Linked DNA regions of Homo sapiens: region 2 is linked to region 1. Evidence: chromatin contacts called from ENCODE Hi-C or POLR2A ChIA-PET data. All regions are on one chromosome and are shown on one strand. The core of a region is the stretch at or near the end of the contact, and the rest is flanking DNA. Distances in the headings are between cores, read along the strand shown.

Region 1 (5,467 bases), core at 2,155-4,654:
TGCCCCCTCTGGGAGGCAGTCTTGCCTGGCTCATCTACCTCTGGCATTTGTTTCAGTTGCCAAGAATGTGTTTGGCGGCGCCAGGGCCGATGGTCCCACTTTCCACCTGGCAAGTAGTCCTGCCGTATAACTGAAAGGCAGCGACTCCACATGACCATGGGGCAGGCAGGATGGCGAGCTCTGCTCCATCCTGCATGGGGGCAGTGGCCCCGGGAGGCGGACTCCGGGCTGGACGGGAGACATGGGGGAAAAGTGAATCTGGTAGAGGTTACAGAGGGGCCACCCACTTGGCTGGGGCAAGCAGGAATGCTTTCCAGAGAGGCCACACTTCCAGGCTGTGGGGACCCGAGCACAGGGGTGGCGAGTTCTGGCATTTATTATTATTATTTGTTCCAGAACAAAATTCAACTCCCATCCTCAGTTGGCCAATAATGTGGTAGGAACAGGTGGGAGCTGACCCCCAGATGCAGGGTGCTGGGTGCTGTGCTGATTTTCTGGGGCTGCTGTGCAAAGTACCACAGCCTGAGTGGCTTTAGACCATGGAGATGTGCTGTGTTGCAGTTCTGGAGGCCAGAAGTCCCAGGTGCAGGTGCCAGCAGGACTGGGCACCCTCTGAAGGCCCTAGGGAAGCGTCCCTCCTTGCTGCTCCTGGCTTTTTGCGGCTCTGGTGTTCCTTGGCTTGTGGCTGCATCGTTCCAGTCTCTGTCTCCCCCTTCATGTGTCTTCTCCCCTGTGTGTCTGTGTCCACATTTCTCTCTACTTATAAGGACACCGATTGTATTGGATTCAGGGCCTTCCCTGCTCCAGTATAACCTCAACTTATTACATCTGCAGAAACCCTATTTCCAAGTAAAGTCACATCTGAGATTCCAAGTGGATGTGAATTTTAGGAGCACCTGATTCTACCTTTCCAGGTGTTTTCTCTCTCACAAGCATTCACGAGCAGGCAGCTTTTTGATTTTTACGGTGAGGGGCGGAACCCAGCATTGCTTTGAATGGCCGCATGCTAGGCATTGGGAGGGGTGAAGGCCAGAGAGTGGGGTGCAGGTATCAGGAATGAAGGGATGGGGGCCAGGGAGGCTCTAGCATCCAGTCTTCCTTCTGATCCCAGCCTTGCCATTTGCAGCTGTTTGGTGTTTGGGCAAATTATTGGACCTGCCTGAACTTTAGTTTCCACATCTGTAAAATGGGCCCGTTATTTCTCTGCACTGCACTGGCATCAGTTGCTGGTTCTCTGTAGCGAATGGAGATGACAGAGTCGGTTTGTACAGGGCCAGGAATGGTGTCCTCAGAAATGTTCCGGGGGTGGCCCCAGCTTCTCCTCCACCCGCTGGCTGCACAGACTCCTTGTGCCTTGGGTGCCTCATCTGCAGAACGGGAATAACCACAGTTCCTGCCCTGTTGGCTTAAGGCGAGGACAGGTGGGAGATGGGCCCAAAGCCCTCCCAGGTGCCTGGCCCGGGGCCAGCCTTCGATGCAGATCAGCCTCCGTGCAAGTCAGCTCTGGGGCTCAGGCATCTGGAGATGGTCGGGGAGGCTCTTGCAGATCTTTCTTCTTTCCCCCGAGACCCTGGCTCCACTGTGAGTTTTGTTGGCATTATTGGAGGGCGGTGGGGAGTGAGTGGCGGCGAGATGGACCTGGTAGCGATGACAGTTGCCAGCCACATCTCCAAGGTGGACTTGGTCCCAGCCTGGCAGCACAGGTGAAGCTGGGAGTGGTGCGTGCAGGGCTCTCTGAGTAAGCGGCATCCCAGAGCCTTCCTCTTGGACACTGACCGATGGGACATCGGGCCACGCAGCGTCCACACGCAAGCACTTGCCACCAAGTGTGTCTGCAGCGAGAAGATGCCAGGGGCTTGTGTGGCAGTGGAGCTGTCAGCGCCCACCTGCTGGGTCGAAAGCACCTGTCTCTGCCCAGAAGGGAGGGTCCCGTGGTGGGTGAATGAAGGTTGGGTTGGTTTCACAGACCCCCGTCGTGCCCACTTTGCCTGTCTCTCTGTCTAGACTGAGGCCACGTCAGCTGGCAGGGCCTGTGAGCCCTCTGGCCTTACATTTCCTTGGTCTGGGCCTCTCTGTGTCACATGGCGAATGATCCCTGAGCAACAGTGCCACGTCCTTGGGGAGCTTCGGTTTGAAGGGGCCCCTCCATGGATCTTTTGTAACGTGAGCCATTGCCCCGTGGGTTGGGGTTTCCATGGATTGGTGGGGCACACCGCACCTGTGGTCAGCCCCCACCCCCATCTTTGAGTCTGGGTAAGACAACTCTGGCCTTGCCCGGCCCGGGGTGCCCCCACAGCTCATTCACCTGGCACAGAGAGGCAGTGAGCAAACCAAGAAAGGCACTTTTGATCTGGGGACGGCTGGCACGTTTGCCAAGAGCCCCCAGACAGCCCTGCCTGGCTCGAGCCCAAGACAGCTTCTCAAAGGGCAGTTCCTTTGAGAGAGACTGTTGGGAAACACCTTTGAAAAATGGCTTTGTGCAGCCGGCCTGGAGGGCTGTGGACCGAGCCCCAGGGCTCCTCCTTGGCCACCAGCCTGGGTCCCAGGACGCAGGGCCATATGGCAGGTTTAGAAATTAAGCCAGGCCCTGACATTCCTGTGTGCAGCTCCGGAGGCCCCCTCCCCGCCCCGTGCCTGCAGCCCACTCCCTACCTCTGCCAGCCCGGGGCTCAGCGCCTGCCCTGTGCTTGGGGTGGGGTGAGGAGCTGGGCTTCCACGCCAGCCGACTGGGAAGCTTCTCCAAGTGGTGAAACCCAAGGGAAAGCCGTGGAGTCTTTCCCCGCTGCCACCCGCCTTGGTTTAGTGATGCTCTGCTGGGCCACGTATCCTGCTCTCAGAGTTCAGAAGGGACTTAATCTATTTTTGTCCTGTTCAGCCAGGATGATTATCTTTAATAAGGCCATCTTGAACGTTTCCTTGTCAGCTCGTTTTAAGGAAATGTTTGCGCATTAAGCATTTTCCCACAGCGGTAAGACAATGTGCTGTCCCTTGCCAAAGATCACATTTGCCATCCTCGGCGTTCCTGCCTCTGGACGGTGAGCCTGGAGGCTGGCCAGCCCATTGCTGCCAGGGGCCCTCCATTGATCACTATCAGGATGTGATTGATTAATATCATGGAGGAGGAGGCCTGCGCTTGGCTGGCCCGGAGCTCCCTGCTGCCGAGGGGCTCTGTGGGCAGGGTCCATGACCACTGGCAGTGGGGAGGGGCAGCAGCGAGGTGGTGCATGGGCTCCGGCAGGTGGCCTGAGTGATGGGCTGAGCTTGGCCGTAGCCGTGTGAACCGGCCGCCCGGCCCTGCCCCCAGCTCTTTGAAGCACTTCCAGTTTGCCCAGCTGGGTACGTCCAGTGCAGCCCTTTACATTTCCAGTTTGTCCAGATCCACAAAGCAAAACCAAACTTTCCAGGTCCCCTGAGGCCTGCTGGCCCTGGCTCCCAGGCCCGGCTGCCCAGTGAGGCGCTGTGGGAAGGTGCCTCTGGGTGATTCTCTGAGCCCGTGGGCAGGGGACGGAGGGAGCTTGTCCCAGCCTCCTGTCCTTGGTGAACTGCTCCAGTGGGGACAGGCCTCCCTCCACCATCTTCCCACTCAGGGCTACCCAGAGGCCAGGCTCCCAGGGCCCAGCCCTCACCTGCTGAGTGACCAGGGCAGGGGACAGCATCTGTATCTGGCTGTGTGGGGGCCCAGCCACAGAAAGGCAGGTGGGACAGCAAATGGCAGAGTTTGGGGTTTTCAGAGGCCACAGCTTCTGGGGAGAGGAGGATCCCTGAGCATGAATGGTTGCAACAGGATGTGGGGAGGGAAGAGGAAGAACTGGTCCAGACAGAGAAGGAGTAAGGAGGGCCCAGGGCAGTGGGCAATGCTGTGTCTGCTCCATATCCAAGAGGTGGTGCTGGGGCTGATGCCTGCGGAGAGGTGGGCAGCCCAGGGACTGCCTGGCCTGCTTGAGAAGCTAATGGCTGGATGGGTAGGGCCATCCAGTGAGGGTATTTTCTAAATTGGAAAGTCCCTGATTTTTTGGGAGCTGGAGAACTTTAAAGTGGGAAGGGCCTGTGGAGAACTTAGCATCAGGTCCCCTGGTGTTGGGGAGGCTGAAACCTGGCATGGCAGGAGTGGCCCAGCCCGTGCTGCTGGGAGAGGACCAGTGGCTGCTGCACTAAGAGCTTACCTGGGGCAGGTCCACGGGTCTCTCACAGTGCAAACCCCATGGCCTGGAATGCAGTATTCATGCCAGAAACACTGAGAAAGGCTCTGCCATCCAGGGACTATGCTGTGAGGGTTTGCTGAGCACCAGGATTTTCTGAGCAGTGGGGTTTGCTAAGCACCTGGGTTTTGCTAAGCACCAGGGTTTGCTGAGCACTGGGGTTTGCTGAGCACCAGGGTTTGCTGAGCACCAGGATTTTCTAAGCAGTGGGGTTTGCTAAGCACCTGGGTTTTGCTGAGCACCAGGATTTTCTCAGCAGTGGGGTTTGCTAAGCACCTGGGTTTGCTGAGCACCAGGGTTTGCTGACTACCATACTGCCTTGGATGCCACAGTGAATGCAGGCACAGCCCCACCTGAATGTTGCTTCAGCCTCCTCTTATCCCAGCTCTGTGAGATGGGGCCCCCACACCCCAGGGTTGTCCAGAGTATCACACCTCAGGATTGTCCAGAGTATCACACCTGGTCACACCCTCCTCCTCATCTTGGGAGAAGCCTCTGTGACCCACCTGCTCATGCCCGTGTCCTGGGCTCGGTGTTGATGCTCCCACCCCACCCCATTGCAGTCATCAACAAAGTCCATTTGAACCTCCAAGCACATTTTTGGTCTGCCTCTCCTCATTCCCTCTCCCCTGTCCCAGCCCCGCCATCCAACACACCTGGAGGACTATAGTGGTCCCTGATGGTCCACCTGTTTCTCCACTGCTGACTTCTCTGCTCTGTCTTTGCACCCGCAGCAGCTATTGGATCATGTCCCTCCCCGTTGTGAAACTCAGCCATGGCCGTCCACAGCCCTCCACCCTGGTCCCCAGCCTGCGTGCACGAGCCCCTGCCCACTGTGAGCCTGCCACCCCTGCCATGTCACTGGCCAGCACTACACCTCCCAGCCTCAGGGCCTTTGTCCAGGATGTTTGGATTGGGCTGAATGATGACCCCCTTAACGTATGTCCAAATCCTAACCTAGAACCTGTGGGTGTGACCTTTTTGGAAAGAAGGGTCTTTGCAGGTGAAATTAAGGTAAGGGATGAGATCATCCTGGATTATCTGTGTGGGCTCAAAATCCAATGCCAGGTGTCTCATGAGAGAAGAGGTGAAGACACGGAGAGGAGGAGGAGGATGCACGAAGACAGAGGCAGAGACTGGAGTGATGTGGCCACAGTCAAGGAACACCTGGAGCCCCCAGGAGCTGGAAGTGTCAGGAAGGACCCTCCTCTAGCACTTTCAGAGGGAGGGCGGCCTTGCTGACACCTGGGTCTTGGGCTTCGGGTCCC
Region 2 (5,467 bases), core at 1,986-4,485, 150 kb after region 1:
CCTCCCTCCCTTCTAACCCCTGGCAACCATTGCTGTCTTTACTGTCTCCACGGTTTGGCCCTTTCTAGAACATCACAGAGTGGAAACCATGCGGTGGGGAGCCTTTTCAGATTGGCTTCTTTCTCGGCTCACAGGAAGAAATGATGAATTGGGGATCAGACACCTGAGAGTTGGGATTTTTTTTTTAATTACATGCCTTTTTGAAAAACTGGACTTTGTATTTATAAGCTAGGATCTGTGATACAGAAGGAACCATCGGGATGGGGAATCCAGAATGTTGAGTCAAACCCCACCGTGGTCCACCTTGACCTTCTGTCTCCTCATCAGTAAAATGAATGGGTTGCATTCCTCTTAGTGCTAACTCTACCTAAGACTTTGATGGAGAGGAATTCTCCAACCTGTCCCTGTACCTCGTGATAGTGTTGATTTCACTTCACACTCCTCCATGTCTTGTTGCAGCTTGCCGGCTCATTTCTTCTTATTCCTGAATAACGTGGGAGTCTTCTCTACAGATCCTCCCAGGTGGTTCCACGGGGGAGCTGAGTGGAGCTTCTGTGATCTAGTGACCTAGTCCCCAGCATGGAGTGCTCGGAAGTGCCCTCCTTGAACATGTAAACATCCCACCAAGTTGCCTCCCTTCTCTTGCTATTTTGATGTAGCTTTCTTTTCAATGGTCTTATTTCTGGGTCTAGCCCCCAGACACACTTTCCACCCCATGTCCTAACCTACACTCTGCAGCACATCGCACCTGTGCAGGGTGATCGGTGATTGCAGGCCTGGGTCCACGTCTCTGCTCTGCTTCTTGCTGGCCACGAGGCTGCGTGCTCCTTACTGGCCCCTGCGTGCTCATCTGTACAGTGTGCAGGAGCAGGAGCATCTGCCGGCAGACTTCTTGTGAGATTCTAGTTCTGAGGCCTCCAGACGGCGTGGGTGCACCGCCTGAGTCCTGCTGCATTCTGTCTGCTGCAGACCCAAGCCTGGTTCCTGCGTGGGGTCCCTCACGGGTGGTGTGTGTTTCACAGGGCAGCAGGGAGCCAAGGGGCTGGGGCTGCCCGTGGGGAGTGTGTGAATCAAAGGAGCAGACCGCAGCTGGAGCCACCTCGCCTGGATTCCTGAACGCAGACTCTTGACAGACCGATTGTGTAACGGCATTCCTCCCAAGGAAACACGCCTGCCCCCTCCAAGAAGGTGCGAGAGCTTCCCAGACACAGAAAGGGCCCTGCTGGGTAAATCAGTTCTTCATTATTCCGTTCCCGAGGCTCTCCTATTGGCCAAGTGCCCGGCACCAGCAGACGTCTGCCCGCACGGGGTCGGTCCGCATGGGGTCGGTCCGCACGCAGCTGACGCTGAGGCTCAGGTAGTCTCTTTGGTCCCACTAAGCGGAGGATGCATTCAAAAGGATGCAAATTTCCATCCATTTCCTGTCCCCCCTGCCTGGGATAAGGGGCCTGTTGTGGCTGTGCAAGCTGGCTTTCTGGTATCTAAATACTTCTCTGGTGAGGACACACCTGTTCACATCTGCCTGCACACCACAGGCAAGCTGGCTTTCTGGTATCTAAATACTCCTCTGGTGAGGACACACCTGTTCATATCCTGCCTGCACACCACAGGCAAGCTGGCTTTCTGGTATCTAAATACTTCTCTGGTGAGGACACACCTGTTCACGTCCTGCCTGCACACCACAGGTGGGGTTTATTGTGTGGGGCTGGGATTTGGCCAGCCGACTTCTGGAACTCATTGTTTATCTCTCCATCACTGCAACAAATAACCCCCAGACCCGGAAATGCCACCTTCGACTAAGGCCTCAGTGTGGGGTCATCAAAAATGGCAAGCTGGCCAGCCCCGAGGTGGGTGAGGACCAGTGCAGGCCTTGTCCTCTTGGAGTCAGGTAGGGCTGCTACTGGCAGGTGGCATGAGGTCTCTACCGCCTCCGAATGACCCCGCACCCCTTCTCCTTTCCTTTCTGCCCCTCCCTTTTTCATTCAGGATGGAGGCAGAAGAGGTGCTGAGTCTGGAACCCATGGCTGCTGCGGACGAGGAGCTGGGTGATGCTTGCCTGGGCACCGTATCGCTCTCATCCTGTTTTCTCGCCTGTGAAATGGGAATGGCGCTCATGCTTCTCTGTGGGATGCTGGGAAAGGAACATGAGGGCGTCCATGGAAGTGTTTGAGGCATGCCTGCTCCAGGGGGAAGCTCCAGAAATGACACCTATGATCTCCCAGCTGTGTTCCCTTTAAGTTAACAAACACTCGTCTGGTCTGGGGCTGGGGTACAGCGATGAGGATGACCTGGTCCGAGCCCCAGGAATGTGGGCCGTAGGAAGGGCATGGGCATGAAAGACGTGCTCAGGGGACCCCTTCCAGGTGTCACCAAAGAGCCCTGGGTTGTGGTGTCGGCGGGAGCAGGGCAGGTGGGAGGCGGTGGGGGTGGGCAAGGTCTCGGACGCCAGATGCCTGGGTTCACAGCCCAGGCCTGCCTGTTACCAGCTGTGTGATTTCACCTTTCTGAACCTCAGCTTCCCCAAATGTGAAATGGAGTCGATGCTGATAGCAGCTTCTCCTGGGGTTGTTGTGAGGCTGAAACGAGTATTTGCACAATACACAAATACTTGATGCCTGGCAAAAGGTATCTAAGTGTGTTAAATATGTAGCTGTGTCTACACATCAGGGGGCCAACCTCACTGTGCTGAGAGGCAAAAATGGAGAAAAAAGGGAGGTTGCCAAGATTTTGCTCCTGGTGGCCCCAGGCTTTGGAGTTTCAGAGACGGGTGAGAGAGGGAGTCGGGGCAGTCAGGACCCTGGTGTGAGTAGCATGCTTCGTAAAAGTGACTGGGAGAAACCTTGGGACGTCCTTGTCTAAACTAGACTCCTGGCCTGCGGAGAGCCACGCCCCACCTCCCTCAGTCCCTACCATTCGCTATCTTTCTGGGCTGCCTGTACATCCTGCTGCAGCCTTCCGAGGGCCACCCGGCAGGGAAACCGGAGCTGCAGGCAGGAGGCACAGGCCGTTTCATCCACCCGGGGATGGGAGCGAGTTACAGGTGTGGCCATTGTTCCTGAGCACAGGTGGGGATAATGCATGCTGACAGCCCAAGGATGGGCCCCTGGCAGCCTCCATCGGCCTGGCCCGAGCCCCAGGGCAGCCCTCATGGGCACCCAAATTACAAAACGTCCTGTGAACTCTCCCCACGGTCCCGGCCTCTTCATGTGCTTCCAACGCCGGCGGCTTGGACACACCTGGGAGCAGCCACGGCCCATTCACGAAGCACTTTGGTGAAGGTCACCAACTGCAGGGACAGAGCGGGTATTGTCAAGGACGCCAGCCTAGCCTTTGTGCCCCGCCGTCTGCCCCGACCACAGGAATTCCTCACACTCACCCTCATTCACACCAGGAGGGTGCCCACTGCCACTGGGGGCGGCCTCCCTCCCTCCCTCCCCATGCTATTTTCAGGCAGGAGGCTGGAGCCTCGGCCAAAGGAACCTCACCCACGATTTTCCAAAACCTGATTGCCGTGGCTGTGTCTGTGATGGGCACAGACCCAGGGGCCGGGCCTGCCAAGACTCTCCCCGTGTGAATACCTGCACAGGGCACCTCCTGTGGGAACCGGGAGTCACACAGAGCCTGGCATTTGTCCCCAGCCTGTCTTGTGACATTAGGTAGATCAAAGCCCCATTGTAAAAAGTCATGTTGCCTCTGTTCATCTGCTTGGAGCCTGTGTCCTAGGACGGCCCTTCCCTCGGCTCTGGCTCGGGGAGGGAGCTGACCGCCAACACATCTGCTCCCATTTGGGTCCTAGTGTTCCTCCTGGAAGGAGCCCCACCGAAAGTGAAATTGCCTTTCATGGGTCTGAGGCTGGGGCACACCCTGAGAAAGAATGAGAAAGCATGGGGCAGCGCAGCTCCTCTCCAAAGTCTTCAGAGGAACAAGTTCCTACTTGGCTCTACTACGGAACAGCAAGAAGGCAGAGAAAAATGTCACTGATGCCAAAATCCTGGAGGCTTCCTGAATCGGCGATGAGGGGTGGGGAGTTGGCAGAGGCTGGGGTGGGGGCAGCCTCTGTCCAGCAGCCCCTTGGGGCATGGCAGGGAAGGAGGTGATGGAAGGAGGTGAGAAGACACGAGGCTTTGACAATCCTGAATTGTGAGTGGTGGGGCGAGGTCAGATCCTTCCAGAGGGACAGCTTCCCCTTGACTCCCAAGCCTGACCGTTGTGTGTCAAATGAGGGGCAGTCAAATTGCTCAACCACCTGAGTGGTAGGTAACTTGTGAGCTGGAGGGATCTTTACCCACCTTACAGTCCTTAGGTAGTCCATTGGTATGGGCTGCCTGGAGCATGTCTGAGATGGGAGGAAAATGTGCCAAGATGGATTAGTAATGTCTGGATGGCTGCCAGTCTCTTAGTGATGGTGTGTGTGTCATGTGTTTGCCATCTCTGGTATGTTAGTCAGGATAAGCTAGGTTTTGCTGCCATAACAAATAAATCTCCAAACCTCAATTGCTTATTGCTGTGAGAACTTATTTTCTCTCACTCAAATCCCAAAGTGAAGGGGGTGACTTGTTAGGACAGCTGTGCTCTACATAGTGATTCAGGGATCCAGCCTGTTTGCATCTCATGTGCTAATGGAGGGTCACATGGTGCTTCTCATGGCCTCAGCCTGGAAGTGACACACACGTCTCTTTTTACTTTTCATCATCCAGAACTGCTTCTGTGCAATCTGATCCCTGACTCCCTCAGAAGGCAGCAGGGGTCCAGGAGGGAAGAAAGTGGGATGGGTCTGTGGGGCAAAGAACATTATCTCTACCACACTCAGACCCATCCTCTTTGTTATAGAGGATTGGGTTTCTATAACTCAATAGGGATGTGGGATGTGGTTTCTAGACAAGAAAGTGACTTGAACAAAGTCAACAAGGGGTGTTGGCACCGTTGGGACCAGCCTAACTACCATGTAGGCATTTTTTTTGATGTACCATAGTGCCAAATTGTCTAAGTCATTTTTTCAATCTATCTCTCATCTTTCTTGTGAATTTTGTCATCCCCAGAGGTGATTTCTCTTACTGGAAAGTCTAGTGGAGGGACCATGTCCCTTGGCGGACTCTGCCAATGGGTGCCCTTCTTAGAAGCACCGTGTCCTCTTTGCTGGGGTAAAGCCATTCAGTACTGGATGACTTGATGAAGGTAAACCATAGCTGCCCAGGGTCCTGGACACATGAGGCCTGCTCTTGATTAATCTATATCCCTTATTCCCCAAAGAGAATGGCAAAATCCTGGAGCTATGCTCATGTTTGAGTTCTGTATTGGACAGGACCATTTTGGGTGCAATTGGCTTGTGCATTTGTGTACTTGAAAAGCTCAGGGATTTCAGCTTCAGGAATGGCTGGATTCAGAAGCTCAAATGATATCAGAACTCGATCTCACTTTCTCCATTTCCCGTTTCTGTCTTCCTCTGAGAAGGCTTTAATCCCTGGAT

What was found. Hi-C counts contacts between places; a loop is a spot of excess contacts on that map. ChIA-PET counts read pairs that join two places held with the same protein, here RNA polymerase II (POLR2A). Pooled maps may share reads with other maps.
Region 2: a map of GM12878 shows a loop between it and region 1 (2.5-fold over the local background). The contact joins two enhancer-like sites. A Hi-C loop is called at or near these places in 7 of 168 maps with a recorded cell type or tissue (CD4-positive, alpha-beta memory T cell, Caco-2, GM12878 and 4 more), 8 of 37 single-sample maps with no recorded cell type and 15 of 50 pooled maps. POLR2A ChIA-PET finds 5 or more read pairs at or near these places in 1 of 52 experiments (PC-9).

Annotation. Positions count from the first base shown.
Region 1 is chr11:69,103,232-69,108,698 of GRCh38, forward strand. No RefSeq gene overlaps it. Among named protein-coding and RNA genes, the nearest start is that of MIR3164, 23 kb to the left of the region's middle. Within about 2 kb of position 3,405, at least 8 of the 41 ENCODE cell types and tissues checked have a DNase peak (open chromatin) inside an H3K27ac peak, as active enhancers do.
Region 2 is chr11:69,248,781-69,254,247 of GRCh38, forward strand. LOC105369368 (a long non-coding RNA gene) reads left to right here. Exons shown (of 3, transcript XR_001748070.1): 2 at 1,023-1,188; 3 at 1,987-2,392. Among named protein-coding and RNA genes, the nearest start is that of MYEOV, 43 kb to the right of the region's middle. Within about 2 kb of position 3,236, at least 4 of the 41 ENCODE cell types and tissues checked have a DNase peak (open chromatin) inside an H3K27ac peak, as active enhancers do.